2 separate regions of the Homo sapiens genome follow, and region 1 is linked to region 2. The links are chromatin loops, found by intact Hi-C in ENCODE. Cell type or tissue: mammary epithelial cell. All regions are shown on one strand. Each heading gives the region's core, and the rest is flanking DNA. Links, peaks and the distances in the headings are about the cores only.

Evidence for each region. Peaks named below come from ENCODE experiments on the same cell type or tissue, not always from the same donor. Only the 100,000 strongest peaks of a DNase experiment are listed, where the experiment ranks them.
Region 1: a loop joins it to region 2, with 6 times the contacts of the local background. A loop is called at or near these places in 2 of 110 quality-filtered maps.

The regions. Positions count from the first base shown.
Region 1 is chr11:59,257,295-59,273,791 of GRCh38, reverse strand. It overlaps the pseudogene WARS1P1 and the pseudogene SLC25A47P1. Among named protein-coding and RNA genes, the nearest start is that of MPEG1, 53 kb to the right of the region's middle. RefSeq lists enhancers at 593-642, 9,588-10,088, 10,089-10,589. In mammary epithelial cell, for the core only: a CTCF peak has its summit at 10,357 (motif pointing left); a DNase peak (open chromatin) is centred at 7,131; H3K27ac peaks cover 1,954 bases.
Region 2 is chr11:59,671,877-59,688,373 of GRCh38, reverse strand. It overlaps PATL1-DT (PATL1 divergent transcript), which reads right to left. Exons shown (of 4, transcript NR_187296.1): 2 at 14,687-14,798; 3 at 13,401-13,447; 4 at 12,333-12,977. Among named protein-coding and RNA genes, the nearest start is that of PATL1-DT, 11 kb to the right of the region's middle. RefSeq lists an enhancer at 7,496-7,996. In mammary epithelial cell, for the core only: a CTCF peak has its summit at 7,632 (motif pointing right); a DNase peak (open chromatin) is centred at 7,643.

The sequences.
Region 1 (16,497 bases), core at 2,916-10,915, 410 kb after region 2:
TTCCTAGTTCCACTTCTTACTGTGCAGGTGCCTTCTTGTCCACAGTTACTCCATTGTAATTATTACCCATAGGCACTACAGAAAAGCCCAGTTGGGGGTGGGGGTGGTGGTAAAACTGCAACGTAGATGTCATGTTCATGATATTATAATAAGCTGGGTCAAGTTAAGGACATTTAGTTGATTTATTGTGCTTGTGCCTAAGTTGAGACAGTCCATTCTGAGCAAACATCCTGGTATAAGAGGAAGTTCTTAACCACATCTCCACCTGCTAGCTACGTAACAGGGGAAGAATATACTTCCCTGTGGGTGTTGTTCTCTCCAGAGACTCTCCATCTCTACCTGCCTAGCCAGCCCCTAACTGCCTCCTCTCACAAAAGGTACAGTGACCGGCCCTAGGTCATGCAGAAATTTGGCTGGCAGAGGGGACAAGACCTGCATGAGGCCTAGGGACAGAACATTTTAAGGCCAAAGCCAATGCATAAAGCTGAGCCCTTACACCTGTGCTGGATGAAATCCCAACCCTACAATAAGAAGTTACTTCCTCTGACAACACCTGGGTTCACTGAAAAAAGAGGAGACAGAAAGCCTCCCGCAAACCCAGCTCAGGATGATGTGTCTTGCCTTGTAGTCAGCTTTGCCCTCCCTCAGTGGGAAAAGGGGCCAAGTTCAGTGCTGCCAGCAAACACAGGGCTGGCCTGGTGACCGCTGTTTACAGCTTGCACTGGGGCCCAGGGAAAATGGCAGGGAAGGGTCCCAACTGGGCCACTTTAAGAACACACAACCCCAAACACAAGGAAAGGGTGAAGGGACTTATTTGGGAATTTCCAGCTGGAGGAAATGGGTTTTCTTGGTTTCTGTTCTGGGGGGTCTGAGAACATGGAACTCCAGTTCATCGAGGTGTGGGGTGTATCGAGGAGGAACCAGCTTACAGGGGGCCAGCCGCAGTGCCTCAGTTCCCAAGAACAGGCCACACTCCTGGGCTCTTCCTCAGGCTTCTGGCACGGATGCCTCACAGCTGCACACTGGCACCTGAGAGACAATTACTCGGTTTTTCTGTAATGATGATTGCTATTCTGAAGATCATGTTCATGGATATACTGACAAGTTTTGACTTTTCTGTTTCTTTTAAGAAACTGTTCCGGGGAGTCCTGCATTAGAACAATGTGGGTGCCCTTGCTCTGGGTGGGAGGAAATTTTAGCATCTTGGTCCCAGCTGGCCAAGCTGAGGATGGACTTGGCCATGAACCCAACATGTGGTTCAGCCCCAGCGGGGATTTGCCAGGACAAACCAGGGGGGAAGGTTCAATCCGGCGTGGTAGAAAAGCAGCTGCCCACCTGGAGTTGTATATAGAAGTGGGCTTCCAGTCCCTTCAACTCTGTGAGCCTCTCTCCAATGTATGTGCCTGAGAAATAAACAAGTGAGGAGACTCATCTTGACTGTGTAAAGTGGGTGTCCCCCAAGCATACCTGTCACACCTGGAAGAGAAGAGAGGGACTTGTGACCTAAGTGGCTCAGAAACTTGCAGTGTAGGGTGCTGGATAGGATGGGGTTCTGGCAAGGAAGAGTAGACAGGAGCTGCTGGAGGGGAAAGGAACATTGACCAAGCACCTACTGGGCACCAGGCACATCCTGTGAGCTCCTGTAATCCTCATATCTAGTGGGTGTGTCTATGTGTGTGTTTGTGTGTGTGCACATGACATCCCAAGGTCAAGCCAGCATCTGTCCAACTCAACGCTCGTGTCCTATCTTCAGGCTGCTGCTCTCTACAGTTGATTGGTCTGGTCAGCTGACAGTAGAAGTTGTCCCCTGGGAGGTTGCACACACTATTTCTGCGATGTCCCATTGCTCCAAACACCTGGCATGGGCAAGAGGCTCCAGGGATGCTGGACTATGGGGTAAGACCCTCCCCAGATTTGAATTTTCCCTCAGCTGCTCATCAGGTCAGCGACCTCACAAATGACTCAGAGTCTCTGAGCCTCACTCTCCTTACCTGTGAAGGTTTATCTCCCTCCCCCAGGGTGTTCATGGAGATTGAACAGGGTAATGGCCTTCTGGGGAGTGATCACCCCAGGTCCTGATGCACTAGCTGATACCTCCATTCCCTTCCCTGAGTGGCAGCCACCTCGAGCCCACGATGACAGCTTGTGACTTTGCATTGATGCTTGTTTATTTATTATTCCAGGTTCAGCCAAAAATCCAGCCCCTCTCAAAGGACAAAGATCAACCTTCCAGAACAATTAGCAAACACTTCTCAGAGTCCTCCATGCTGTGCAGATGGTAAGCATCTCTGGGAGTCTCGCCAGCACTGTGAGTAAGGCAGCCTTTTTACCCATTTCACAGAAGGAGAAACTAAGGCTTAGTAAGGTCAAGTAACTAATTCTGCCTCCCACACTTCACTCCCTAGAGTTTTATGTGTGCATCTGTTAAAGTTCTCCTTTTATCGCCAGCAGTGTTTATGTATAATTAAAATAGCTCACATCTGTTGATTAACAGTCACATTACAACCTGCATTAACTCTTCCACTTAATGCCTGTTAAAGGATTAGCAAACCATTTTACAGATGAGGAAGGCAGGGCACAGAGAATTAATGTCCACACCATGCTTATCAGTGAGTGGAGCAGGGATTCAAACCTAGACCTTCTGGGTCTAGAGCCCTCCTCAGCCATCACCTCTCATTCTCCATTAGAGTTGGTTATCATGTGAGTTGAGGCCCAAAGGTTAATGGAAGTTATTATTCTTCTTCACCACCAATTGAACTTTTTATCTTTACCTACTGTCCTCTTCATCCTTTTAATGCTTTGTACCCTAAAATCCGCTTAGATATTAACTTTGCCAGTTCTTTCTTTTTGGTTACATGTGCCAGGTATACTTTGTCAAACTTTTAATTTTGGGTGTTTTGCTTTGTTTTTTGTTGGTGAGACAAGATCTCACTCTGTCGCCCAGGCTGGAGTGCAGTGGTGCAATCTGGGCTCACTGCAACCCCCGCCTCCTGGGCATAAGCAATCTTCCTGCCTTGGCCTCCCAAGTAGCTGAGACCACAGGCACGAGCCACCACACCCAGCTAACTACTTGTAATTTTTTTGATAGAGACAGGTCTTGCCATGTCACTCAGACTGATCTCAAAACTCCTGGGCTCAGGCGACCCACCCACCTTGGCCTCCCAAAGTGCTGGGATTATAGGTGTGAGCCACTGCACCTGACCCAATTTGTAATTTTGAACCTCTTCTTACTATCCTGTTTCAGTTTTTTTTTTGTAAACAACTATAGCTGGATTTTGTTTTCTAACCCAGTCTAAAGCAGTCTCAGATTTTGTTAGAACAACTGAAGGATCTGACATTTGTATGTCACTTTATTCTATGTGAATGGTTTATTTTACTCCTTTTTCCATAGTTTTGATGGTTTGGGCAAATTACTATTTATTCTCTTTCTAATTGTCAATCTATCATTACAGCAAATGGTTGCTTCCTGATCATTATATAGAAACAGGGTAAGCACCTGCCTCCCGCTAGGACTCTCTCTGCTTCCTTCCGCCCTACCCACCCCAGTAAGAGCTACCCAAGAAGGCTCCTATCCCTGCCACCTTCCACTGATATTTTCCTATAAACTGTGAGACTCAACTAACAAGGATTCCCTCTCCTTCCAACTTGGGGTCCCTATTCTGATCAACTGCCATTTCATTAGGGCCTTTCTTGATGATTTCCTTCATACGTAACACAAGCGGGAATATCCTCTGAATTTCGCTTGCTCGTCTGCAAAATATATTTCTTAGTCTGGTCAGGGAATGGTATTAATGCTCTGGTGAGGCTTCCTGGGCCCAGGCCAGCCAGAGTCCTCCGGTTTTCAGTGCTGCAAATGAGGAATCTGCTGCCAATGTGTTTCTTTTCTTCCTCCTTTGTCAATTATCTATTTATTCTGCTGGGAAGCCTCTTTGATTTTATCTGTAGCTTTCAAGAATGTCACCAGGAGATGCCAAGGGTGTATCTTTTTCTTCAATGTAACCCTGCCTGGAACTCTAACAACCTTTTCAATGTGCAAACTCATGCCCTCTTCTGATCAGGGAAAATTTCTACTATTATTTATTGATCATATTTGCCATGTCCAGACCTGCTTCCTCTTCTCCTTCCACAGCCCCTAACATTCACAGGTAGATGAAAAGACATCCACCAAACCTATATTTTCTTTCGTGACTTCCACCTGTGTTTCTGGTTTTCTGGGAGGCCTTTGTTTCCCAGAAACAGGAAAACCATCCTCTTTTCCACTTGATGTTTTGAATTTTCTAAATTTGAAAATCCTAGTTCTAGAACCTGTTTTCTTGGGCAGTATCTGGATTTCCCTGGGTTTTTGAAACCTAACACTTGTCCAGTATGTGCCGCTTGGCTTTCCTTTTCCCTCCAGCTGGGGGTCCCTCAAGGCTACTCCATGTCCCCAGCAGCCAGGTCCAGCTGTGGGGTCCCCTTCCAGTGGGTGCACGGTTATGCCTCTGGCCCCTGACCTGCCCTGGGGCAGCAATAGCTTTCAGCAACCTCTGGGACAGAGGGCAAGGGAAGAATAGAGCAGAAAGACTCTAACCTCATCTAAGCCCACTCAGGACTCCAAGGACAGGAATCGATTCACACTTTCTCTTCTGACTTGTTTTTGTAGAGATAAGGTTTTGTCACGTTGCCCAGGCTGGGTCTTGAACTCCCAGACTCAAGTGATCCTCCAGCCTTGGCCTCCCAAAGTGCTAGGATTACAGGTGTGAGCCACTGCACCCAGCCAGGTGCCTTTGTAAGAGACCTTAGCCCCCTTGCCTCTTCTGCCATGTGAGGACACAGGGAATCAGAAAGTGGGTCCCTTACCAGACACAAAATCTGCTGGCACCTTGATCTTGGACTTTGTCTCCAGAATTGTGAGAATAAATTTCTGTTTATAAGCCACCCAGTTCATGTTTTTATTTTGTCACAACAGCCAGAATGGACTAAGACATCCTCCCTGGGGAAAGCCCCCACCTCAGCCCCACTGTTTCTCTGCCTTCATCACCCAGCACCCACTGGAATGTCAGCTCCACCAGGGCAGGGCCTTCTTTGTCCCATCCACTGGACAGGACCTGGCTGTGAGTATGGTGGGATCTGCGCATGGGCCTGCTGGCTGACAGCCTGCCCTTCTCCGTGCTGGTGAAAAAGAGGGTTTGTTTGTTATTTCCAGTTTTCTAAAACATATTTTTAGAATTACAAACATCAGAAACACAGTTCCTAGTAGGGCTGCAATGGACCAGAGTAAGATGGAGCCAGGGAGATAGGAGAACACAGCCTGGTTCTCCTCCGGGTGTAGCGTACAGAGCCAGGCCCTGCTGCACCAGCTTTGCCTCCTCCCAACCCAAGCAAGCAGGCAGCCTTGGAGCCCAGCCTCAGTGAGGGGACCCAGGCTCTGGTCTGTCTTGCTGTGTGGCCTTGGCCACAGGTTCCCCTCTCTAGACCTCTGAGGCTGGAGTCGACCGGTGGGTCCCTGTGGGCCTGACTCACTGCCTTGGAAAACAGCCAGGAAGGCAGATTTCCAGGCCCCACCCAAGACCTAAGGAATCAGCCCCAGGGAGCAGGTGAAGATGAAACCTGCATTTAAACTAGCCTGTTTAGTGGTTCTCAGGTGGCTGTGGGGACTGTGGGTTGAGACCGTCTCCAAGGATAGATTCAGGAAGATCCAACTCAAACAGTTTTGCTTTTAAGTCTCAGCTCAGACCCCTCCTGGCTGCATTGACCTATGAGCCTTCTTGCCTCAGGTTTGTCATCTGTGAACCGGGCTGGGGAGGATTCTAGGGGCCGGTCCATGCACATAGATGACCTCACACGAAGCCAGCAGGAAGCAGGGATAGTGCCTGCCCTTCTGTTATAGGGCAAGATGCTCTGGCTCTCCACCCATAGCTGTCCACACCTTTGCAGGAAGTGGATCATACATGTTAATTTACTTAATCAGCTGAAATCCTGAAGGCTTCCTAAGGGCATCCTTTTTTTTTTTGAAACAGAGTCTTGCTCTGTCACCCAGGCTGGAATGCAGTGGCGTGATCTCAGCTCACTGCAAGCTCTGCCTCCTGGGTTCACACCATTCTCCTGTCTCAGCCTCCCGAGTAGCTGGGACTACAGGCGCCTGCCACCACGCCCAGCTAATTTTTTTGTATTTTTTAGTAGAGACGGGGTTTCACCAGGTCATCTTTTCAACTGTCTGGATGGGTTGGGGGAAATCATGGCCCCACAGCGGGGCTCCTGGCCCCAGCTGGCAAAGGTTCCAAATAGCTGCTGAAGACCTAGGAACAGGTCAGGTGGCTTTATGGCCAGGGGCTGGGGCCTGAGCTGTCGGTTTGAGGTTTGGCACTGACAAGTCAAAGTTCTGCCCGACTGGTCTCTTTCTTGCTATGAATAAACACTTGCTGTCGTCTGGATTAATCTCCAGCCTCTCAGCCACTCAGTGGGAGTGAATCCTCCTTGCCAGGGGGTGCCCTCTGGGCCTCAGAGAGTGAAGGACCTGGGACCTCTTGTGGACAATGCATTCAATCCCACAGTTGCCACTATGGTGTGTGAGTTTCTTGCATTGCCATTAGTTGGGAGCATTTAGCTTCCCAGGGCTACCATTCGGGTGAGCTGTGGGCTCCTGGCAGGCTGGGTGCCATGCAGAATCCGCTTGGCCTTCGAGGGGGCCATGAAGACTGAGGAGGCTTGGCCTAGATTATGAGAGGACCAGAAACTCAATGGGGAGTGATCTAAATAGACACAGGGCGAGTGCTTCTTGGATAAAAATAGAGCTGATGGGGGCCTGGGGGTGGGGGCAGGGTGCTCCAGAGCCAGAAGGTCAAAGGGGTGGTGCCGGCCACCTGGTCAGGACATAGAGGGGCCAGCAGGAGGGGCTCAACCTGGCATTTATGGACACGGCGGGGGTTGAGGCCTTTGGTCCTTCCTACATTGCCCAGGGCTAACAAAATTCAGCCTCTGGGCCCCTGTGGGGGCCTAGCCATGAGCTGGCCTGGCTGTGCCCTCTCTCAGGTTCTCTTTATCATAGTGGGGGATGGCTGAGTGAGCAGGCACTCCCAGGCCTCCAGTCAGTGCAACTGAGTTGGAGTGGTAAGGTGAGCTGGAGGTGGCATTCCAGAGTCAGGAGTGGGTGGGAGAGGGTGGGTGGTGGCTGGCCGAAAGGATGACTGAGCCAAAGCACGTTGGGACAGGTTACCTGCCCAGCACTCACCAGCATTAGGCAGGGCCATGTCTTCTTGGGGCAGCTGTGTGGGGCTCTGCCACCTGCCCCTGCTTCGGGCTCTGCCCTCTGGAGTCCGGACAGCGACCTCCTCTGCTGCCTGACCCTCCAGTGTCTGTGCCACATGGTGGGAGGATGAAGGGCCAGCGGGAGCTGGGTTCACCTCCAAGGCCCCTCACAGGGCCTTGCTGTCCAAATGGAGGGTGGCAGGCAGCTCCTGTTCACTCTGTCCATGTGTGTTCTTTCCTCTTTTCTTTTCCTTTTTTTTTTTTTCCAGAGACATGGTCTCTGTCACCCAGGCTGGAGTGCTGTGACATGATCATGGCTCACTTCAGCCTTGACTTCCTGGGTTCAAGGATCCTCCTACCTCAGCCTTCTAAGTAGCTGGGACTACAGGCATGCACCACCATGCCTGGCTATTTATTATTATTATTATTGCAGAGACAGGGATCTTGCTAAGTTGCCCAGGCTGGTCTTGAACTCCTGGCCTCAAAGCAATCCACCTACCTTGGCTTCCCAAAGTGCTAGGATTACAGGTATGAGACACTGCACCTGGCCTATGTGTTTACTGAGCCTCTTTGTGTGCCAGGCCCAGCTGGCAGGGGATCCTGGTGAGCCTGCCTTGAGGAGGCTTCTCTTCAAAGCTGCCTGTCTTTTCCCCTTTAAGCTGGCTCAAGCGCCTCCTGCCTGGAATTTTGACCTCCTATGGGGTCAAATTTTGTCCAGGTGAGAACCCTGAGGCCCAGGACAAGTGGCCTTCTCAGCCCTTGCAGCCAGTGGACTCCAGGGTTGAAGATGCCTCCCAGGCAGGGCAGGAAGGGCTAGAAAGTGGGGAGGAATGTGGTTAGCAGGAGGTGCTGCAAAAAGCAGCCCCAAAAGGGCTTGGGGTCCAGGGGACTCTGAAGGGACAAGGCTGGGTTGTGGCGGGGGCTCAGGAACACCAGCAGCAGGGTCTGGCCTGGCCTGGTATGGTCAGCTCTCTGACTTCACCTCTGTCTCTTCTGACTAATAACTCGTTAACCCTGCCACAGGTAGCTGTTGTCCTTGTTTGCAGATAGGGAAACAGAGGCACGGGGCTTGAGTCTATTTGCCACGGTGCCATCTGTGGCAGAGCTGGGCCTCAAATTCCAGGTCTTTCCCCGAACTCTCATCAGCTGTTTCTGCCTGAGTCGTGGTGTACTTATCGGTTGTTGCCCACAAATACTGCCAGTGGGCTGGGAGGTGGGGTTTGATGCATGCCATGAGCTCGGTGGGAAAAGTAGAGCGGGAGCTGGAGCTGGGGAGCAGCCCTGCCTTTGTGCCCTGTTTTCAGGGAGGAGAGGCAGCACAGAATGCCCTGTGATAGGCTTTGTAGCTTGGAGGTCTATCCCAGGGGCTACACAGGCTCAGAGACTCCAGACCCAGAGCCCTAACCTCTTGGGATTTCAGAGGGAGGCCAGGATGTCTGGGAGGACTGACTGGGGGCTCATCCCGCTCCACACACCAATCTCACCCCAGAGACACATCTACCGCCTCTCAAAGTGGCTGAGACTGTACCCACCCACTGCCTGGGGCTGTGTGGTCAGCATCAACCAGCCGGACATTGCACACATGCAAGCAGGCGAAGCTTAAAGCATAGAGGTTCCCGTGTCCTGGGTACAGGGCTGTCTTGTCTCATTTTATTTATTTATTTATTTTTGGAGACAAAATATTGTCTGTCTCTCAGACTGGAGTACAGTGGCGTGATCATGGCACACTGCATCCTCGACCTCCTAGGCTGAAGCGTTCCTTCCACCTCAGCTTCCTGAATAGCTGGCACTACAGGCATGTGCTACCATGCCTGGCTAGTTTTTGTATTTTTCATAGAGACAAGGGTTTTGCTATGTTGCCCTGGCTGGTCTCAAACTCCTGGGCTCAAGTGATTCTCCTGCCTCAGCCTCCCAAAGTGCTGGCATTATAGGCATGAGCTAGCATGCCTGACCCATGCCCCATTTTAAAGATGAAGAAACAGGCTCAGGTGGGCCAGCGGCTTCCTCCTGGGCACTGAGTGAGCCAGATGAGAATGTGGGGACTTCTGACTTTGCTCAGACTTGCCAAGAAGCCCCATTTTCTGGAAATGCCAGGGCTGCTGATTTTCTCTGGAACTGGGCCAGTACCCCAAAGTCCACTCTGGGCTCCTGAGTCAGGATCCATTCTTTGGAAGTCTCACTGTCCCTCTTTGGCCCCTCCAAATCCCACCAAAATGGCAAAATCTATTACAATACAAAATAGCTCAGGTATGTTTCACCCGGAAATTTCCCTCTAGAAATATGCCCCAGTTAAACATTAAAGACCCCAAATGGTGTTCACTAGGGCACTCTGCAATAAGCTGAACACAAGCCCCCAGCACATTGGCAGCAGAGCTGAGTCCTGCTGGTTGTATTCACAGAGTCTACTGCCTGCCAGGCAGGGCTGCAGAGCTTTGTATCTGCTGACTCCGCTGTCCTCCCAATGGCCGTGTCGTGTTAGGTCATAGAATTTCCATTTTACAGATGAGGAAACTGAGGCCCACACAGATGAAGGGATCCATCCGGGTCATGTAGTTAGAAGTGGATTAGTGGAGACCTGGGTAGCCTGACTCAGAGCCTCTGGCCACCCGCGGCTGCCTGACCAGCATGGGGTGCCGTGGATATCCACGAAGGGCAACGGATCCCTCCATGCCAGGTGGCATGGCATTCAAGACACATGGGTAGGGAGAGGGAAAGGAAGCAAATGGCAAACCTGCAGCATCTCAGGGCTCAGGCTCCCCAAGGTCACCATGGGTAACACGAGGCCTGTGGGAGGCCAGGCGCAGGCTGTGGGCAGAGCTGTAGGTGCCATCTTATCCCTGCCTTCTCCTCCTCTGCAGGTGTTCCTGGCCTCGCCCACTGAGGTGGCTAAGGTCTGCCTGCAGACACAGATGCAGCAGTTGCGGCCCTTGGCCTCGGGGCCTTTGTCTGTGCCCCTCGTGTGTCCTGTGTCTCCTGTATGTTCAGTGTCCAAGTACCATGGGCTGCTGCACTGCCTGGCCATGGTGGCCCATGAGGAGGGGCTGCACAGCCTCTACAAGAGCAGCTCAGCCCTGCTTTTCTGGGACAGCCACTCCTTTGCCACCTACTTCTTCTCCTATGCTGCCCTCTGTGGGTGGCTCGGCCCCACTGGCCATAGCCAGCCAGGTGAGCAGGGGCTGGGACTTGGAAGGGTGGGGACCCCAGTGGGATGAGGAGGCCCAGGTGAGGTCATGCCACATGGCAGTACCTGAGTAGGAACTTGAACCCGGCCTCCTGCCTCCCAGGGTGTGATCTTTGTTTCCCTCAACACTAAGAGACAGCAGGGAGGGGCGAGCAGACTCATGCCAGTGCGTCTGAAGCTCCAGCCCTCCCTTTCCTGGTGCCACATGGCATCCAGTGATGGGGGCCATCATGGGCCAGGGCTGGCAGGTCCAGTGTGAAGCCACCAGGTCTCCACCACAGCAGCCCCCTGGCAGGGCTGGGAGCCACCTGCCTTCACTACATTCCCTCACGGACACTGATCTTGAGGTATCTGTGGGCTGTATGCTGTCCCATGTTCTGCTGAACAAAACTGATTCCGGAACAAGAGGTGGACCCCCTCCTGAGCCTGCCCCTGTCACACTGGTCTCTGTATGTGTGGTGCTGTGGGCACCAGACCTTATGTCCTGTGCCCTGTGCCAGGAACACCCTCTTCCTGCTCGGCCTGGCTGGTTCTACATCCCAGGCGTCACCTCCTCCAGGAAGCTCTCCCTGCCTGACCACCAGGCTTCTCCCAGGTGTCTCCTGCTCTGCTCTCTTGAGGCCCTGTCTGGGTGTGTGGTCACTTGTCTACCTGCCCTCCTCCCACAAGAGCCTGTGAGCAGTGTAAGGACTTCATCTGGCTCCAGGGCTGGTGCACAGTATGTGCTCAGAGGGTGTGGAATGAATGAATGAGTGAATGAATGAATGAAGTCCTGCAGTGGATTCCTGGGAGTGTGTCCAGCTTAGGAGATGCAGAGGCTGAGATGCTCTGGCCAAATGCTGGGAAAGGGAGGCAGCTAAGAGAGAGTTTCCACTGTTCATCAAATGCTGACCCCAGGACCACTTTGTCAAGAAGACCACACCTGCTCGGGCTTGGAAGGAGGGTTCCTGGTAGCACTCCTGGCCCAGCTCCAGCAGCAGCTGCACCCTGGGAGGTGGGGGCCTTTGGCTTCCCTGAGCCTGTGTCACTGAGCAGCTGGCTCCATGTGTGTCCGGAGCGCTGTCACTGGGGAGGGGGTGCAGGTTGTACAGGAGCGGCCCCTGTACTCATTGTCTCTACAACCTCTACCGTAATGATCAGAGATTACTGGGCCTGCGGCAAGGCCCAGCCAGCGTGGCCCTGGGGAGAACACATCACATCTGCTGGTGCTGCAGGCGGGGGCTGGGGGCCAGAGGCAGACCTGTTTCTCCCCGAGCACTATCCTGGAGCGGCAAGCTGTTCTGCAGCTGTCCCTGTGTGCTCAGCCACCCTCTACCTTGGATCCCCGCTCCCCTACCCATTGCTCTTCATACACCGTACCCTTTCAGACAAAGTTGGCTGGTCTCCCTTCCAGGCTGGGGACCACAGGGCAGCAAGGCCAAGCTTGGTCAGTACCACATCTGTCTGACAAGAGGACATTACCAGCTGGAGTAGGAGTGCTCTTCCGGCAGAGCCTACGGCACCATGGTGGTGCTGGCAGCCGGCCTCACACCTCATCTCCAAATACCTGCGGGGCCACTGCTCCTGTCCGTCCTAATCCAGATGTGCCCTTGTCTCTCAGGGAAAAATTCTCTCGGAAACCCCTGGACTTTAGCAAAATGGGGGAGGTATGGGAGGTGTGCAGCCCTCCTCTGCCCTGACCAGCGGTGGCCTTGGGCAAGTCACCTGACTATTGGACCCAGGGCACCCCTCCTAATACCCTAAATAGGAGGCATCACTGCTTTTTACAGGGGAGAAGATGGAGGTCCCAGGAAGTTAAGTGACCTGTCCAAAGTCACACAGCTGATGAGGGAAGAAGCTGGTCTGTGTTGGCTCACTCCCTTCTGGGCCCACAGCCCTGCCCAGGCCCTGCCAATAGACACTCTGGCTGGGTGGACCATGACAGCAGCAGCTGTCATTGACTTCACTTGTTGTCCCTCATTGCACCTGCCCCACAGGTACAATGGAGCTACAATAAGTTGTATTAGTTGCCCAGGGCAACATGGCTGGTGAGATGCTATCTTCTGTAAGTGGTTCACTCCCACTGGCCACAGCCAGCCAGGTGAGCAGAGGCTGGGCCTGGGAAGGCAGGGAGAAGGGCTCAGCCCAGCAGGAATCAAGGCTGGGAAAGGAGGCCTACGTGAGGTCATGCTGCACACCAGTACCCAAGTGGGACTTGAACCCAGGCGTCCAGCCTCCCAGGACTGGAACCTTAATTCCCTTATTTGTAAAATGGTGCTCCTGTGTATCTGTGTGGAGACAGAAGCACCAAGAGCCAGGACAGGCTCACTGTGTCAGAGTCACCCTGTGGCCTTGGACAAGCCATGTTCCCCTCTCCTAAGCCTCAGTTTCCCCACCTGCAAAATGAGGATAGTCCGGTATAGTGAGCCCAAGTCTCCCTTGCAGCTTGGACTCTGCCCTGGGCCTCATGTGAATGGGGCCTGGCCTGGCTCCCAGCCTGTGCTCCCCATCACTACACAGCCCCACCAAGCACCCCATGGCTGGCCCCTCCTCTGAGAAACAAGGACAACCTCTACTTGTGTTCTCCACCAGCTGTTGGGAATGTGAAATGAGGTGTGAGAGGGAGCCCGCACCAAGACACTGCTAACGGCTGTCCCAGCACAAGCCCATTCCTGGGAGCCTACGACTCGGCACGGTGGGGTTCCCGGGATTGTGCGTTTTCCCCAGATTTTGACCCCAGCAGACTCAAGGCCATCCATGAAGAGGGGAAGGGAGGGGACTTTGTTCCCTCCTCAGACCTCCCAGACAGAGCACAGCACCTCGTGCGGGAGCCAAAGAAGTTTATTTACTCCAAGGGGCGGCAGGAAGGCAGAGCGCTCAAGAGGAGAGACCCAGATATATCGACCAGGGGCTCCCCTGAAATTTGGAATTTCTCTTCCAAGCCTGAACATGGCATGTGATTAAATGCAGCCTGTCCAGACACCAGTGAGGGCCTCTAGGGCTGCTTGTGTGACTTTCTTCCTAGCTACGTCCACCCATCCCGGACACAGCCAGTGCATTGCTCTGTACTGACTTCCATTGCGGTCAATTGTCAAAATGAAACATTTGCAGAGGTAATGACTGCTCAGCATCTGACACAGTCAGGGGAAAAGACACCGCTGACTCTGCAGGATGGAGGGTCTAGGATCCATTGGCGGGAAAACACTAGTCAAGGGAAATGAGCATGATTTCCGGAGTAGAATACATGCATGGTCTGGAGTTAAGTAAACCGGAAAGTTTCACCCCCAAGACTCAATTTAATAAAAACTGCCCAACTCTGTTCACTCTTTATGATTAAAAGCAGCTTTAAAGCTGGCTGATTTCTTAGTCAAATGTGTAGCAAAGCTTTTACCTATCAATTTTTTTCGTGGTGAGTCATGGGCTGAAATACATCTTGCGCTCAATAAACTTCCCCACATCAACATTTCAAAGCACTTTTTAGGTTACAATAATGATATTTCACTTCCATATATGCATACATAGAATATATATTTTAAAATAGAGTGGGTTTTAAGAGTATACTGGGAGCCCTAGGAGTCTTCTATGGACAGAACAGGTTGGCCCATGGACTTCCAGCCAAAGGCTCCATGCCTTGGGGCTGCTTTGGGGGAGAGATTCACAGCTGGACTTCTCTATCTGACCATGCAATGTCAGCACCAATCACCCACAATGTTTTGCCCTCAAGAGACAGAAATAATGAAACTCAGAGGAATAAACAGTATTGATAACATACACAGGCTTAGAGAAACCAAGCCCAGTAATGATCATGTGACGGAAGACTACAGGTAGCGGTACTTTGATTGGGCTGGGATTATTGATAAATCACGTCTCTTTATAAGCATATATAAAATGAGCACGACTGAACTCATTCGTTAGTGAACTCTTTCACTAACTCGTCCATGACCTCCTTGCACTGGGCTTGGTGCTCTGTAATCACGGGCTGGAGAACCTCTATGAGCATCTTCTTGAGGTCACCAGTGAGCATGTCTCTGCTGGTGTCATCCTGCCCTCAAAAAGACAGCCATGGTGAGAGATGGCTCCACATGCCCTAAGTGGCTTCTTCCTGCCTCAGACACCAGGTCAGCCCACACCACCCTTGCAGAGCCAGGCGTGCAAGTGGCACTTAGAAGTGAAATCTGTTGTTACCATGACAAACAGCTGTACCTTCAGCTACACTTTTCTTAAAACAACTAGAAACCTGGCTGTGGCAGTAGCCATAACTTGGTCTCTCATAGTGAAAGGGCCAATGAGGAGGGCAGTCCCCACCTCCACCGACGCTAGGGACTGCTCCCCCAAGCATAAACAACAATAATTCCTGGCAGCCTTATGGCCTCTGTAAAATCTTGCTGATGTTTTTCTTTTTCTGATTGTAGTACATGCTCATTAAACAAATTTAATAAGGTACCCAAACCACAAAACAGCAGCAAACTGAAGAAAAAAATCACCTACAATTCCAGTGCCCAGAGGTGGGGCCCACTGCTAACATTTGGCACATTTTCTTTACATTTCGTTCCCTGTGCATTTCATTTAAACAATTAACCTCTCACTGCATTTTTCATTTGGTGTTCTTTTTTCATTATCCTAGGCATATTCTCCTGTGTCACTAAAGTCTTTTTTTTGTTTGTTTTTTGTTTTGTTAAAGAAATGAGTGTCTCATTATGTTGCCCAGGCTGGATTTGAACTCCTGAGCTCAAGGGATCCTCCCGTCTCAGCCTTCCAAGTAGCTGGGACTACAGATGTGTGCCACCATACCCTGCATATGAAAACTCTTTTAAAATAGTTCATGTCCCCATAATAACCTATCCTGTAACAATTCTAATTTAACATTTCCTCTGTTATACAGTTTCTTTTGAACTTTTTGCTATTATCATTTTAATGTCTTGGTGTGGAAAGCTTTTACATATTCAGGATTATTTCCTTGGAAAAAATTCCAAGATTTGGAAAACTGAGGCAAAGCTCTGAACATTTTTGGGCTCTTTGTACCTGGTACCAAACTGCTCACTGAGGCTGTGTGGATGAACACTCACATGGGTGTGCCTTGAAGCATCTGGTTTACAATCATTGAAAACACAGTCAAGGGCAACACAAAAACTCTGGTAATTCTATAGTGAATTGTCTCAGCTTTGATCATGTTAACTTATGTTTCTCTGGTGACTAGTAAGATGAGACTGTTTTGTGTGGCTACTAAATAAATAGTAATTTATATCTGCCCTTTTGCGATTTGTTCACGAGGTTTCTGAGCACATGTTTAAAAAACGTGAATGCCTCTACTCAGTTTTCATCTTGTTTCAGTTGAGCACCTGTTCCTAAGGCCCAGGCACCAGTTCCCAAGGCTCCTACAAACCCTTAATGCCCAGCTGTTGGAGCTTCCAGGACCCATATGCAGGAGTGGGTGGTTGGAAATGGGATGACTGGGTCCTTGGGGCTCCCTGCTCACCTTCCTCATCTGCTCGAGCTTGTCTTCATCCTTGAGGAAGGTCAAGTACATGAAAGACACGTCCACAACACAGTTGCCCCCAAAGTGCCTGTGCTCCTCGATGGTGTCTCTCTCTCCAGAAAATGCATGCTTACTGATCTGCACCAGAAGAGAACACAGAACCACTCATGAGTCCTGCTCATCCTGTGCCTGGAAACTGGCTAGGGGCCCAAGTGTGGAAGTCAAAGGTGTGAGTGCTGTCACATTCTGGACCATAGAAAGGCCAAGGTGCACAGCCGGCAGCCCCACCATTGTTCCTTCCTGCAAAGCCTGAGCTACCATGGGGCTCACTGCAGGAGAGGCGGGGGGCAGATTAGCTTTGTGCTCCCCCATCGTCAGAGATACAGGAGACTAGAGTTGGGAAAGCCAAAGCACTAATTGAACTGAAACTTGGGAGAGGAGTTTGGGAGATCCTCCTGCCTCGGCACTTTGGGAGGCAGAGGTGGGAGGATTGATTGAGGCCAGGAGGTCAAGACCAGCCTGGGCAACTTAGTGAGACATAGTGAGCCCCTGTCTCTACAAAAACAATTAAGGAATTAGCTGGTGTGGTGACATGCACCCAAAGTCCTAGGAGAGTGAGGTGGAAGGATCACTT
Region 2 (16,497 bases), core at 2,762-10,761:
CCTTCTGCCTTGTACCCCTCAGTTGAATTCTTTCTTCTGAGGAAAGAATTGAGGTTGCTGCAGACCCATACAGATTCGCCACTGTTAACAAAGGCCCAGAAATGATTGCTGATGGTATTGGCTTAGCAGAGACATCTGGAGATGGCTAGAATCAAAAAGGAAGGGTAGGAGATATCTGTATCAGCCATGCAGTGGGTGCCATTGTGGTCCCCTGTGGCCTGCTCTCTGGGGGACCCAAGTACACTTTGCCATCTAGGAACTCAACAGTCTCTGTGACAGCCATAGACTATACACAACTTTCATAGTTGAGGACCCTGTAGCTATAGCCGTGTGTGTGTGTGTATGTATGTGTGTGTGTGTGTGTGTGTGTGTGTGTAGTTATTGCCACCACAGATTCCCTGCACCCCACACAGAAGGAGGTGCTGTTGTATCATTCCAGGAACAAGACTCCCACCTTCCCTCCAACCCCACGTATGTCCCAGACCTCAGAGCTACAGCTACTCTGTGTGCCCCATACTTCAGACCCCAGCTCCATGGCCACTCTACATATACTCATGTTCTAGACGCTGACTGCAGCTGTTTTATGCATACCCATGCTTCAGACCAAGCTCCATGGATTATATCTATTTCTCTTTATTGGCATTTAGATGGCTACCAATTTTTTGCTATTGTAAGTATCACTGTGATAAGCATGGTTATATATAATTCACTGTATGTAACTCATATTCTTCTTTAGGATTAAAATATTTTCAACCTGTAGATACACATTGGCAAATTGCATTTAAAAAACTTACTAATTTCTATTCCCGCAAGCTATTTACAGTGTTCACCTTATCATGGTCAACACTGAGCTGACTAGCTTGCTTTGTCTCTTTTTCTTTCCCTTTTCCTTTCTTCCTCTCTTCCCTCCCTCCTTCCTACTCTTTTTCTCCCTTCCTTCCTTCTTCCTTTCCTCCCTTCCTTCCCTCATTTCCTTCCCCTCTTTCCTTTCTTTCTTTCATTTGTCAATCTGATGGTTTACAATGTCAACTATCTTGTTTACATTTATTTATTAATTAAATTGATCTAATCACATACATTATAGCCATTCACAATTTTTGTATATTTTTCTAAAGTGCTTAAAGAATTTTGAGACTGATTTTGAAGTCTGTATTTTATGTTAACACTCTAAAGTGTGTGTAAAAATCATTTTGAAACTTTGTTATTTTTATGTATGTTTTATTATTATGGAATTCAGTAATCAAAATTTTGCTCTGTGACTTTTCCACTCATCATAAATTTTAAAATTTTATCCTGAAGTCATACAAATATCCATTCATATTTTGTCCCTGCTGCTTTATGATTTAAAATTTTACATGAAACCTATTTATTATTCTGGAATTATTTTGTTGTCTGCTATGCTACAAATCTTGAACTTTTCTACCAGTTATTTTAGCACAATTTTTTAAATTATGTTTCCTTTTTCCATTGAATTGAGGTATCATCTTTATCACATACTAAACACACATTTACCCTAAGGTTTGGTTATTGTTGGCTGCCTTTTGTGTTCCATAAATTAGTCTGCATATTCCTACAATTGTTCCTACAATTCCACATTGTTTGCATCACTGGTATTTTATAACATTTGTATCATAATGTCATAATCTACTTTTTAGTTTTATTGTATTTTCGATTGACACATTATAATTGTATGCATTTATGGAGTTCAATGTCATGTTTTGATACATGTATACAGAGTGTAATGAGCAAATCAAAGTAATTAACATATCTATTACCTTAAACAATTATTATTTGTGGTGGAAACCTTCAAAATCCTCTCTACTAGCTATTTTGAAATATACAATACATTATTGTTAACTATAGTCACCCTACTGTGCAAAAGAACACCAGAACTTATTCCTCCTATCTAACTGAAACCTTGCACCAATTGACCAATCTCTCCTCATCTTCCCCCACCCTCCCCAGCCTCTGATAATCACTATTCTACTCACTTTCTATGATATCAACTTTTTAAAATCACTATTCTACTCTATTTCTATGAGATCAACTTTTTTAGAGTCCATACATGAGTAAGATAACGTAGTATTTGTCTTTCTGTGCCTGGCTTATTTCCCTTAACATAATGTCCCCAGGTTCACATGTGTTGTCACAAATGACTGGATTTTGTTCTTTTTATGACTGAATAATATTCCATTTTGTATATATATCATATACTCTTTATCCATTCATCCACTGATGGATACTTAGATTGATTCCATATCTTGGCTTTTGTGAGTAGTGCTGTAATAATCACGAGAGTACAGGTACCTCCTCAACATACTGATTTCATTTCCTTTGGAAATATAGCCAGCAGTGAAACTGCTGGATCATATGACAGTTCTATTTTTAATTGTTTGAGGAACCTCTATTCTGTTTTCCATAATGGCTATAATAATTTATATTCCCATTATGAGTGTGTAAAGGTGCCTTTTTCTCCACATCTTTTGTTTTTTTTAATAATAGCCACTCTAACGAGTGAGGTGATACCTCATAGTAGTTCTGATTTGCATTTCCCTGATGACTAGCGATGTCGAGCATTTTTTTCATATATCTGTTGGCCATTTGTATGTCTTCTTTTGAGAAATGTCTATGCGTCTCTTTTGCCCATTTTTAAACTGGTTTTTTTTTCTGTTGAGTTATTTAAGTTCCTTATATATCAGATGTATACTTTGGAAACATATTCTCCCATTCTGTAGGTTGTCTCTTCACTCTTGATCATTTCATTTGCTGTTTAGATGATTTTTTCATTTGCTGTGATCCCATTTGTAAATATGTTTTGCCTTTGTTGCCTGTGCTTTTGAGGTTTTCTTTAAAAAAAATTATTGCCCAGACAAAGGTCATGAAGCTTTTCCCCCAGGCCTTCTTCTAATAATGTTATATTCTCAAGGCTGACGTGGAACTCTTTAATCCATCTTAAGTTGATTTTTTTATATGGTAAGAGATAAGGGTCTAATTTCATTCTTCTACATGTAGATACTGAATTTTCCCAGCACCATTTATTGAAGAGATTATCCTTTTCCCAAGTGTGTTCTTGGCACCTTTGTTGAAAATCAGTTGGCTGCAAATGTGTGGATTTATTTCTGGGTCTCATTCTGTTCCATTGGTCTATATTTCTGTTTATGCCAATACCATGCCATTTTGGTTACTACAGTTTTGTAATATATTTTAAAGTCAAGCAATATGATGCCTTCAAAACTTTGTCCTTTCTGCTCAGGGTTGCTTTGGGTATTTGGAGCCTTTTGTGGTTCCATAAAAATTTTAGAATTTTTTTTTTCTATTTCCATGAAGAATATCATTGGTATTTTGATAGGAATTGCACTGAATTGGTAGATTGCTTTGGGTAGTAGAAACATTTTAACAATATTAATTCTTCTAGTCCATAAAAAAATGGAATATCTTTCCATTCATTTGTGTATTCTTCAATTTCTTTCATCAGTGTTTCACAGTTTTCATTGTAGAGATATTTCACCTCTTTGGTTAAATTTATTCCTAAGCATTTTATTTTGTGCAGCTATTATAATAGGATTGTTTTCTAGATTTCTATTTCAGATAGTTTTCCATCACCATACAGAAATGCTACTAATTTTTATATGTTGATTTTGTATCCCACAACTTTACTGAGTTTGTTTATTAGTTCTAGTAGTTTTTTGGTGGAGCCTCTAGGATTTTGTATATACAAGATCACGTCATCTGTAAACACGTAAAATCTAACTTCTTTATTCCCACTTTGGATGACTTTTATTTCTTTCTCTTGCCAAACTCTTCTGGCTACAATTTCCAGTACTATGTTGAATAGAAGTGGTGAAAGTGGGCATCCTTGTCTTGTTCCACATCTTGAACGCTTTCAGCTTTTCCCCATTCAGTATGATGCTAGCTGTGGGTTTGTCAAATATGCCCTTTATTGTGTTGAGTTATATTTTTTCTATACCTAATTTGTTGAGAGTTTTTATCAGTAAGAGATGTTGGATTTTGTTGAATCTTTTCCTGCATCTGTTGAATTGGCCATATGGATTTTATTGTTCGTTTTGTTAATGTAATATTTTACATTTATTGATTTTATACACTGAACCATCCTTGCACTCCTGGGATGTATCCCATTTGATCATAATGAATATTTTTAATGTGCTAGTGAATTTGTTTACTAGTATTTTGTTGAGGATTTTTGTATCTATTTTCATCCAGGTTATTGGCCTGTAGTTTTTTATTGTTGTGTCCTTGTCTGTTTTTGTAATTAGAGTAATGTTGGCTTCATAGAACAAATTTGAAAGAATTCCCTCCTCTTCAATTTTTTGAAATGGTTTCAGAAGAATTTTATTAATTCTTCTTTAAATGTTGGGAATTCAGCAGTAAGGCCATCAGGTCATGGACTTGTCTTTGATAGGAGACTTTTTATGACTGATTGAGTCTCCTTATTCAATATTGTTCTATTCAGATTTTCTATTTTTTTAATAGTTTAATCTTGGTAAGCTATATGTGCCCAGGAATGTATCCATTTTTCTAGGTTATCTAATTTATTAGCATATAATTGTTGATAATATTCTCTTATGATTCTTTGTATTCTCTGGTATCAGTTATAATTTCTCCTTTTTCACTTTTGATTTCATTTATTTGAATCTTTTCTTTTTCTTAGTCTATATAAAGGTTTGTCAATTTGTTCATCTTTTCAAAAAACTTTTGTTGATCTTTTGTATTTTTTTAGTCTCTATTTCATTATTTCTGCTCTGATGTTTATTATATCCTTCCTTCTATTCATTTTTTTTCCTTCTACTCATTTTTGGTTTAGTTTGTTCTCTTCTAGTTCCTTGAGGTGCAACATTAGGGTTAGGCAGCATGTAGTTGGGTTTTAGATAGATAGATAGATAGATAGATAGATAGATAGATAGATAGATAGATATAGATATATAGATGTATATATAGATTCAGCCATTTTATGTGTTTTAATTGGAGAGTTTAATTCTTTTACATTCAGGTAATTATTGATAGGTAAGAACTTATTACTGTCATTTTGTTAATTGTTTTCTAGTTTGTATTGCATATCTTTTCTTTATTCCTCTCTTACTGTCTTCCTTTGTGGTTAAGTGTTTCTCCCTGGCAGTCTGTTTTGATTCCTTTTTATTTTTAGTATATTGATCATAGGTTTTTGTTTTGTGGTTACCATAAGGTTTACAAAAACATATTCATAACATGTTATACTAAACAGATAACAACTTTGATTACTGATGTCACAATTTACATAATTTTATATTGGAAATCCCTTAAAAAGTATTTTAGTTGTTATTATTTTGAGACAAGGTCTCACTCTGTTGCCCAGGCTAGAGTATAGTGGCATAATCTCGGCTCACTACAACCTCTGCCTCCCAGGCTCAAGTGATCCTGCCACCTCTGCCTCCTGAGTAGCTGGGACTACAGGCATGTGCCACCATGTCCAGCTAATTTTTACATTTATTATTTTTTAAAGTCTTATTTTTTACCCGTAATACTAAGGATATAAGTGGTCCCCCTGCCATTACAGTATCAGAATGTTCTGAATTTTACTATATACTTACTTTTACCAGTGAGTTTTGTACTTTTAGATGTTTTCATGTTACTCATTAGCATCCTTTCATTTCAGCTTGAAGAACTCTCTTTAACATTTTTTGTAAGGCAGGCCTAGTAGTGATGAACTTCCTCAACTTTTGTTTGTTTGGGTAAGTTTTTATTTTTCCTTCATTTCTGAAGGACAGCTTTGCTCGGTACACTATTGTCAGTTGACAGGGTGTTTTTTTCCTTTAGTACTTTGAATATATCATCCTACTCTCTCCTGGCCTACCAGGTTTCTGCTGAGAAGTCCGCTGCTAAGTGTATTGCAAAAGTCCCTTTTATGTTGTTACTTTCTCTTGCTGATTTCAGCATCCTGTCTTTGACATTTACCTTTGACAATTTTATCATAATATGTCTTAGGGTGGTCTTATTAGGATTAAATTTGATTGGTGGCCTATGACTTTCTCGTACCTGGATAATTGTATCTTTCTCTAGGTTTGGAAAGTTTTCTGCTATTATTTCTTTAAATAAGCTTTTTACTCCTTTATCTTTCTCTACTTCCCCTTGAATTCCAATGACCCATACATTAGCTCTTTTGATGTTATCCTATAAATCCCATAAGCTTTCTTCATTCCTTTTCATTATTTTTTCTTGTTTCTCCTATGACAGTATATTTTCTGAAGTGGTGGCCTGCCCCTCCACAACCTGTGGGTGTTTCTCCTCAAGTGGGACGAGAGACTGAGAAAAGAAATACGACACAGAGACAAAGTATAGAGAAAGAAAAGTGGGCCCAGGGGACCGGCGCTCAGCATACGGAGGACCTGCACCGGCACTGGTCTCTGAGTTCCCTCAGTATTTATTGATTACTATCTCTGCCATCTCAGAGATGGGGATATGGCAGGATATAGGGTAATGGTGGGGAGAGGGTCAGCAGGAAAACATGTGAGCAAAGATCTCTGTGTCATAAATAAGTTTAAGGAAAGGTGCTGTGCCTTGATGTTCACATAGGCCAGATTTCTGTTTGACTTTACACAAACATCTTGGTGCATTAAAGAGCAGTATTGCCGCCAGCATGTCTCACCTCCAGCCAGAAGACAGTTTTCTCCTATCTCAGTAAATCGGGTTTTACACCAAGATATTCCATTCCCAGGGAGGAGCAGGAGACAGATGCCTTCCTCTTATCTCAACTGCAAAGAGGCCTTCCTCTTTTACTAATCCTCCTCAGCACAGACCCTTTATGGGTGGCGGGCTGGGGGACATTCAGGTCTTTCCCTTCCCACGAGGCCATATCTCAGGCTATCACATGGGGAGAAACCCTGGACAATACCTGGCTTTCCTAGGCAGAGGTCCCTGCGGCCTTCCGCAGTGTATTGTGTCCCTGGGTACTCGAGATTAGAGAACGGTAATTACTTTTACCAAGCATACTGCCTTTAAGCACTTTTTTAACAAAGCATATCCTGCACAGCCCTAAATCCATTACACCTTGAGTCAACACAGCACAATTATCTGCAAGCACAGGGTTGGGGCTAGGGTTACAGATTAACAGCATCTCAAGGCAGAAGAATTTCTCCTAGTACAGAACAAAATAGAGTCTCTTAAGTTTACTTTTTTCTACATAGACACAGTAACAGTCTGATCTCTCTTTTCCCATTTTCAAATAACCTATCTTCAAGTTCACAGATTCTTTCCTCTGCTTAATTCTGCTATTGATGCTCTCTACTAATATTTTTTAATACTCATTGTATTTTTTAGCTCCTAGATTTCTGGGTTTTTTTTAATTGCAATATCTCTGTTAAATTTCTCTGGTAAATTTTTGAATTGTTTCTCTGTGTTTTCTTGAAGTTCCCTTTAGGGTCAGTCACTGGCATCTTATTTTGTTTGGTGAGGTCAAATTTCCCTGCTTATTCTGGATGCTTGCAGATGTGCGTCAATGTCTGTGTATTAGGTATTTATTCTAGTCTTTGCATTCTGGCTTTGTTTGTGCCTGTTTTACTTCAATAGGCCTGTCTAGAAGTTCTAAGCAGCCTGACTTGTGATTCCTAAGCCTGTGGCTGTTGCAGCCACTTCAGCACTAGAGGGGGCCCTAAGCCCAGGTTCATCACAAGTTTTGCAAGGGCTTTGAGGCTGACACAGCACCCAAGCCAGGATGGACCTGAGGAAGATTGAAGGAAGGTACCTAGGCTGTATAGATAAGCTAGCCAGGGACCCAAGCCCAGAAGACTGTCCCAGTGGCCTGGACAGACACCCCTCCCAGCAGTTCCCTGCACAGGCAGGACAATCCCCACATGTGGAAAGAGGGGCTGGAGCTGAGACTGGGCCCCCTCAAGGGCCCCCATGGAACAGAGGTCAGCAAACCCATCCCATTGGCTTAGGTGGGTGTGGGGCCAGACTTGAGACTGGGTCTCAGAATCTGCTGTTGGACAGAGACTGGAAAGCCCATTGCAGAGGCTCAGATGAATGGGTAACTCCTGTGAGATATGGGCAACTTTCCCTTTGGGAAGCAATTTCCCAGCAAGTAGTACTAAGCTGGGACCACAGCTGAGGAGGGGTGGAGACGAGCCACAAGGCAACTTTCAGGTCCAAGCTGCGAAGACCAACGTCAGCAGGCAGATGAGCCTTCCCTGCTGAGGCACTGGTGTGCATGATTCTTCCTGAACCCCCTGGCAGATGGTTTTGGTGGTAGCCTCAAGGCCAGTAGGGGCTGTTGCCAAGCCCCTTGGGGAATGAGGCCATTTCCCCAGGCTTGAATCTGGGAGCACAGTTGATGGGTCTGCCAACAGGGTATGGGTCTGCACTCTCAAAATCACCCTCCTAGGTCTTAGGCTCCATTGGGCTTCCACAACTTTCTACCTGAATCGTGAGGCTTCCACAAAGAGACTTTTTTGTCTGGATGGGTGAAGAATTCTTATTGTTGGGGGATAAAAGCAGGTGACCTCCTATACCACCATCTTGCTGACATCATTCCAACCCTAGAATCTATTTATCTGTCCAGAAAATTTGCCATGATTAAAAGGTCTGTTGTTCTTCTTCAAGTAGGCTGTGGTGGTTCTATAAAATATGTCCACAAATTCTTTGAAACTCCTCCCTTTACACAGTGGAGCCTAATTCCTCTCCCTTTGAATATGGGTTGTACCTAGTAACTTATTTCTAGTACATAGAATGTGGCAGAAGTGACAGTGTGTGACTTCTGAGGGTGGGTCATAAAAGATATTGTGGCTTTAGCTTCTACCTCAGATTACTCACTGTAAAAGAAGCTACCATGTCCTGAGGACAATCAAGAAGCCCTATGGAGATGCTAATGTAGTAAGGAACTGAGATCTCCTATGAACAGCCAGAGAGGAACTGACACCTCTTGCTAACAGCCATGTAAGTGAACCATCTTGAGGACAGATTCTCCACTGCTAGTCAAGACTTCAGGTGTCTGGAGCCCCAGCCAACATTCAGACTGCAATCTCCTGAAACACTCTGAGCCAGAACCACCTAGCTAAGCTGCTCCCAGTTCCTGACCCCCAAAATCTTTGTGAGATAATAACTTATTTTTGTTTTAAGTGCTTGTATTAGTCCATTTTCACACTCCTATAAAGAACTGCCCGGGACTGGGTAATTTACAAAGGAAAGAGGTTCAATTGACTCACAGTTCTGCATGGCTGGGGAGGCCTCAGGAAACTTACAATCATGGCGGAAGGTGAAGGGGAAGCAACGCACCTCCTTCACAAGGTGGTGGGACGCAGAATGAATGCAGGAGGAACTACCAAACACATAAAACCATCAGATCTTGTGAGAACTCACTTATTATGATGAGAACAGCATGAGGGAAACCACCCCCATTATTCAATTACCTCCAGCTGTTCTCTCCCTTGACATATGGGGATTATGGGGATTAAAATTCAAGATGAGATTTTGGGTGGGGATACAACCAAACCATATCACTGCTAAATTTTAGGGTAGTTTTGTATGCAGCAATATATAACTAACAGCATGTTAGTGAACATAGCCCCAGTTGTCTTGGGAGTTACTGAAATGAACACAGAAACCATTGACATAGTTCACCTAGTGACATCTTCATTATTCATCTCTAAGCAGCACATAAAACACAAACTTAAACCTTAAAATTTTTTCTCATTATACTACCAGAAATCATTTTTTATACCCCAATGACTCATACATACCACATACATACCATAGGCTAAAAAATGGCTCCCCAAATATTTCCATGTCCTAATTCCAAGAACCTGTGAATATATTATTTTACATGGTAAAAGGGATTTGGTAGATATGATTAAATTAAGAATCCTGAGATGGGGAGATTATCCTGTATTATCTGGGTGCACACAATGTTATCACAGGATCTTTATAACAAAGGAGCAGGAGAATTGAAGAGAAAAGTATGATAACAAAAGCAGAGAGAGAAAGAGTTTGGAAGATTTATGCTGCTGACTTTGAAAATGGAGGATAGGGCTACAAGCCAAGAAATGCAAGTAACCTCTGGAAGCTAAAAACAAACAACAAAAAACAAATTCTCCCCTAGTGGCCTCAAGGAAGAAATGTAGTTCTGTAACCCATTTTAAAATTCCGACCTATAGAAATATAATTTTGTTACAGAAACAACAACAACCTAACACCTCATTTTATTATACTTCACAGATAATTGTGTTTTTTACAAATCGAAAAATTTTGGCAACCTTACATTGAGCAGGTCTATCAGCACCATTTTCCCAACAGCATGTGTTCACTTCACGTCTCTGTCTCACATTTTGGTAATTCTCACAATATTTCAAACTTTTTATTACATCTATTATAGTGATATGTGTTCAGTCATCTTTAATGTTACTATTTTAATTGTTTTGGGGCACCAGGAACTGCACCCTTATAAGACGGTGAACTTACTAAGTGTTGTGTGTGTTCCACTGACTAGCTGTTCCCTCATCTTTCTCCCTCTCTTTGGGCCTCCCTATTCCCTGCGACACAACTATATTGAAATTAGGCCAATTAATAACCTCACAATCACCTTTAAGTGTTCAAGTGAAAGAAAGAGTCACACATCTCTCACTTTAAATCAAAAGCTAGAAATGATTAAGCTTAGTGAGGAAGGCATGTCAAAAGCAAGATGGGCCAAAAACTAGGCCTTTGGGCCAAGAAGCTAGCCAAGTTGTGAATGCAAAGGAAAAGCTCTTGAAAGGATTTAAAAATGCTACTCCAGTGAACATACAAATGGTAGGAAAGTAAAACAGCATTATTGCTGTTATGGAGAAACTTTCAGTGGTCTGGATAAAAGATCAAACTAGCCACAACATTCCCTTAAGCCAGATCCTAATCCAGACACCCTAACTCTCTCAATTCTATGAAGGTGGAGAGAGGTGAGGAAGCTGCAGAAGAAAAGTTTGGAGCTAGCAGAGCTTGGTTCATGAGGTTTAAGGAAAGAAGCCACCTCCATAACATAAAAGTACACAGTAAAGCAGCAAGTGCTTGATGTAGAAGCTCCAGCAAGTCATCCAGAAGATCTAGCTTCATCATTGATGAAGGTGGCTACATCAACAGATTTTCAATGCAGACAAAATGGCCTTATATTATTGGAAGAAGATACCATCTAGGACTTTCAATGCCTAGGTTCAAAGCTTCAAAGGGCAGGCTGACTCCCTTGTCAGGGGCTAGTGCAGCTGGTGACTTTAAGTTGAAGTCAATGCTTATTTGTCCTTCTAAAAAATCTTAGGTTCCTTAAGAATTATGCTAAATCTACCCGGCCTCTGCTCTGTAAATGAAACAATAAAGCCTGGATAGCAACAGCACATCCATTTACAGCGTGATTTACTGAATATTTAAAGCCCACTGCTGAAACCTACTACTCAAAAAAAAAAAAAAAAAAAAAAACTGGTTTATTTTAAAATACTACTGCTCATTGACAATGCAGCTGGTCACCCAAGAACTCTGATGGAGATGTACAAGATTAATCGTTTTCAGGCCTGCTAACACAACATCCATTCTGCAGCCCACACAGCAATTTCAACTTTCAAGTCTTATTATTTCAGAAATACATTTTGTAAGGCTATAGCTGTCATAGATAATGATTCCTTTGATGGATCTGGGCAAAAGAAATTGAAAACCTTCTGGATACTTCTGGATGACTAGATAAAGGAAAACAAAACAAAACAAAAAAACCTGGAAAGGATTTACCATCCTAAATGCCATTAAGAACATTTGTGAAGCCAGGTACAGGCAGCGTGGCGAAGCCCTGTCCCTACAAAAAATACAAAAATTAGCCGGGCATGATGGTGCCCGCCTATAGCCCCAGCTACTTGGGAGGCTGAGATGGGAGAATGGCTTGAGCCCAGGAGGTGGAGGTTGCAGTGAGTCGAGATCGTGCCACTGCACTTGTTTGCCCCCTGCCCGCAAAAAGAACATTTGTGAGTCATAGGAAGGGGTCAAAGTATCAACATTGTCATGGAAAAACTTAAACTGCATTTGTCCTCTGCTCTCACACCACAACAATCAACACAGAAGACTTCTGTGACCAAATATATGGGGGATTTTCCCCACCAACAAGCAGTGGAGACCAGCTGGGTATCCTCCAATTCGATTCTGACACTACCTGGAGATATGTCAGTTCCCACAGGTAAAGGGCTCAGTCCCCAAGATTACTCCCTCCTCCCCCCAGACACCAGTTGCAAGTCCAGGTCTCTGGAACTTCTGATCAATCAGCTTCAAGTTGAGGTTCCCATGACCCCCTCTTTGGGTTCAATAATTTGCTGGAGTGGCTCACAGAACTAAGGAAACACTTATATTTACCAGTTTATTATAAAGGATATCACGAAGGATCCAGATGAAGAGATGCACAGGGAGAGGTATGGAGGAAGGGACACGGAGCTCCCATGCCCTCCCCAGGTAGCCATTCCCCAGAAACCTCCACTTGTTCAGCTATCAGGAAGCTGTCCTCTTGGATTTTTATGGAAGCTTCATTATATCAGCATTCCTTCCCCCAGGCCATGGGTTGGGACCCTCTCTGAAATGAGTCTTATGATCCACAATTATAAAAGCAGAAGATTAGAGTCCTGCTTTGGGGTAGGTGAAAGGAAGGCAGGTAAAAGGAAGGCAAGAGAAGGTCAAAGAGATTCTGTTTCCTGTGTATGAAAACCTATATGTATATATATTTCATAACACTACAAACATTAACAGGACTTTGGAAGAAGTTGATTCCAACCCTCATGGATGACTTTGAGAGGTTCAAGACTTCGGTGGAGGAAGTCACTGCAGGTGCGGTGGAATACCAAGAGAACTAGAATTAGAAGTGGAGCCTGAAGATGTGACTGAATTCCTGCAATCTCATGATTAAACTTTTAACAGGTAAGGAGGTGCTTCTTATGCATGAGAAAAGAGTTTCCTTAAGATAGAATCTTCTCCCGGTGAAGATGCTGTGAACATTGCTGAAATGATAATAAAGGATTTAGAGTATTACACAAGCTTAGTTGATAAAGCAGTGTTTGAGAGAATTGCCTCCAATTTTGAAAGTTCTAATTCATGGGTAAAATGCCAAACAGCGCTGCATGCTACAGAGAAACTTTTCCGTCATGAAAGGAAAAGTCAATCGAGGTGGCTTACTTCCTTGTCTTATTTTAAGAAATTACCATAGCCACCCCAACCTTCAGCAACCACTGCCTTTATCAGTAAGCAGCTATCAACATCGAGGCAAGACCCTCCATCAGGAAAAAGATTAAAATTCGCTAAAGGCTTAGATGATCATTAGCATTTTTAGCAATAAAGCATTTTTTAATTAAGGTATGTACATTGCGTTTTTAAAGACATAATGCTATTGCACAGTAGGCTATAATATAGATATCACTTCTCACCATTTTACATAATAGATTCTCGATAAATACGTATTGAGTTGAATCCCCTGCAAAAAAAAAAGTTTAATAGTTTGCCAAAGTATAACTTTCAAAAAGCTAAATAAAAATTATTCTCTTTCAATTACATTATGAGCATGTGTCAAAATATTTATTTATCTTATTAATGAAAAGAAACAGCAAGGTGGTGAAGCTGATTCAAAGGAGGACACAAGAAACTATGAACTATATAGTGGGGGAAATGGCTGAATTAAGACTCAAAAGTTAAATATATTATTGGTTAATGTCCTGTGTGGCAATAAAACTGTCTCCTTTGAGATGATCTTTCCCACCAAAATGAAATTATCTCCACTGGACAAAAATAATTTGCAACTTGTTAATCTTCTATAAACTAATATCTAACTTTACTGAGTCTGGGATCTCATTAATTAATAATAAACACTAAGTCAAACAAGGTTACCTCTCTGTAGAACTTTAAATGACCTTTAGGCAGGCTTGTTAGATAATGTTCTTATTACAACATTGCAAGGCACACAACAATCCTTTTTCCTTATTTCCAAGTTTTGTATAATTTTTCTAAACGGACACATTCCCACTATCTATTAGTGAGCAATAAACTACTCTAAAACTTTGTGGTTGAAATGTACATATATATATATAGCCACATGTGGTGGCACGTGCCTGAAGGCTTGGCTACTGGGGAGGCTGAGGTGGGGGAATGGTTTAAGCCCAGGAGTTTGAGGTAGCAGTGGGCTATGATTGCACCATTGCACTGCAGCCCTCTCAAAAAACAACAAACAAACAAAACAAACAATACAATTTGTGGCTTAAAACTACAACCATTTTATTTTATATATATATATATAATATATATAATAAAGTATTTTATATTTTATATATATATATAAAATACTTCTATGGGCCAGGAATTTTGGAGCAGCTTTGCTGAGTGATTCTTCCGCTCTTTATGGCATGGAATGGAGTCACAGTGTTTGGCTGGTAGCTGAACAGGTGTGAAGAGTCCAAGACAGCTTCATTCACATACCTGGTGTCTTGACTGGGATGGTTAATAAGCTAAATAGAGCTGGACCCACCTTCCTCTTTATGTAATTTCAGGGTCCTTCCATGTGATCTCTTCAGCAAAGCAGCCGGGTATTTTACATGGACTTACACTGCCAATCTTCTTAAAGGTGACCCAGAACTGGCAGAGCATCTCCACTTCCATATTCCATTAGTCAAAGCAGTCATAGCTCAGTCCAGATTCAAGGAAAAGGGAACATAGATCTTACCTCCTAATGGGAGAAGTAGCAGGGTGTGCTGGTTTGCGCCTGTAATCCCAGCTATGCAGGAGGCTGAGGCCAGGAGTTTGAGACCAGCCTGGGCAACATAGTGAGACCCTGTCTTTATAAAAATAAAAAATAAATAAGCTGGGTATAGTGGTGTGTGCCTGTAGCCCCAGCTATTCAGAAGGATGAGGCAGGAAAATCACTCGAACCCAGGGGTTTGAGGCTGCTGTGAACTATAATCACACCATTGCACTACAGCCTGGGCAACAGAGTGAGACCCCATCTCTGAAAAGTAAATAATAAAAACTAATCAGTTAATTATTAAATGGGAGAACTGTCAAAGAATTTGTGGCCATGTTTAGTCCATCACAAATTTTGCCTTGTAACAGTTATTTTTATTATATGGGTAATTCTTTTCCCCTAAGATTTGTTGCACTAAGGGGTCCCATTACTTTCTGGGAGGTTTGTCATAACTTTTTTCACTACATGAGAAATGACCCTGGGTGCAGCACCCTACTCTTTTCTCCCTCTATAACCCTGCAAGTACTAATGGACAATGTGGGGTTTCAAAGTGTAGTCACAGAACTAGTAGCGTCGGAATAATCTGGCAACTTGTTACAAATGCAAATTCTCAGGCCTGACTTCCCTCCTACTGAATGTGAAACTCTGGGGATGGGGCCCAGTAGTCTATGTTTCAACAAGCCATCTTGGCAATTCTAAATGCATGTTAAAGTTTGGAATCAGTGTTTTAGAGATGTAAGTTACTTGATGAAAATATCTGAAACCAGTCTCACAAGAAAGTAAATTGTACGTCATGTTTTTTTACATTTAGAAAAGAAACAGGCCAGGTGTGGTGGCTCACGCCTGTAAGCCCAGCACTTTGGGAGGCTGAGACAAGAGGATCGCATGAGACCAGGAGGTCGAAGCTCAGTGAGCTGTGATCATGCAACCGCACTCTAGCCCAAGTAACTTGTCAGGTTTAAAAAAAAAAAAAAAAAAAAGTAAAAAAGAAACATGTATACTCTGTAAATACTATAATGGCTTACAGAGCCTCCAGAAAGCATAGATAATGCCAAAGAAAGCTGGTGTGGTGGCTTTCTCTAATTGATGGCCTTCCTCAGCTGTCAATAACCTTTCCCATGTACTTGGCATGCAGGAGACACCTCCCTTCTCCCACCCACTCAAGGGACAGTTCCCAGAAACATCATACTTTATGTCTAAAGAATCACTTGTGAAAAGAACTTGTACCTTTTCCATCTTAATAATGGGCCTATTAGCAGCTCAAAAAAAACTATATATATATATATATATATATATATATATACAAAAAAAACCATATATATATATATATATATATATATATATATATATATATATATAGTTTTTTTTGAGATGGAGTCTCCCTCTGTTGCCCAGGCTGGAGTGCAGTGGTGTGATCTCAGCTCACCACAACCTCCACCTCCCAGGTTCAAGCAATTCTCCTGCCTCAGCCTCCCGAGTAGCTGGGACTACAGGTGGGTGCCACCATGCCTGGCTAATTTTTGTACTTTTAGTAGAGACGGGGTTCCACCGTGTTAACCAGGATGGTCTCGATCTCCTGACCTCGTGATCCGCCCGCCTCGGCCTCCCAAAGTGCTAGGATTACAGGCGTGAACCACCAGCACCCGCCTAAAAATACATTATTCTTTTAAAGGGACTTTCAATCTCCCTCACAGACAGGTGTTGTATAAGAGGAAATGGGAAATTTTGTTGATCCTGTCTATGACACTTTGTTTTCTGCTCCTTTAATTCCTGCTCTACAGCATTTCTTTCCT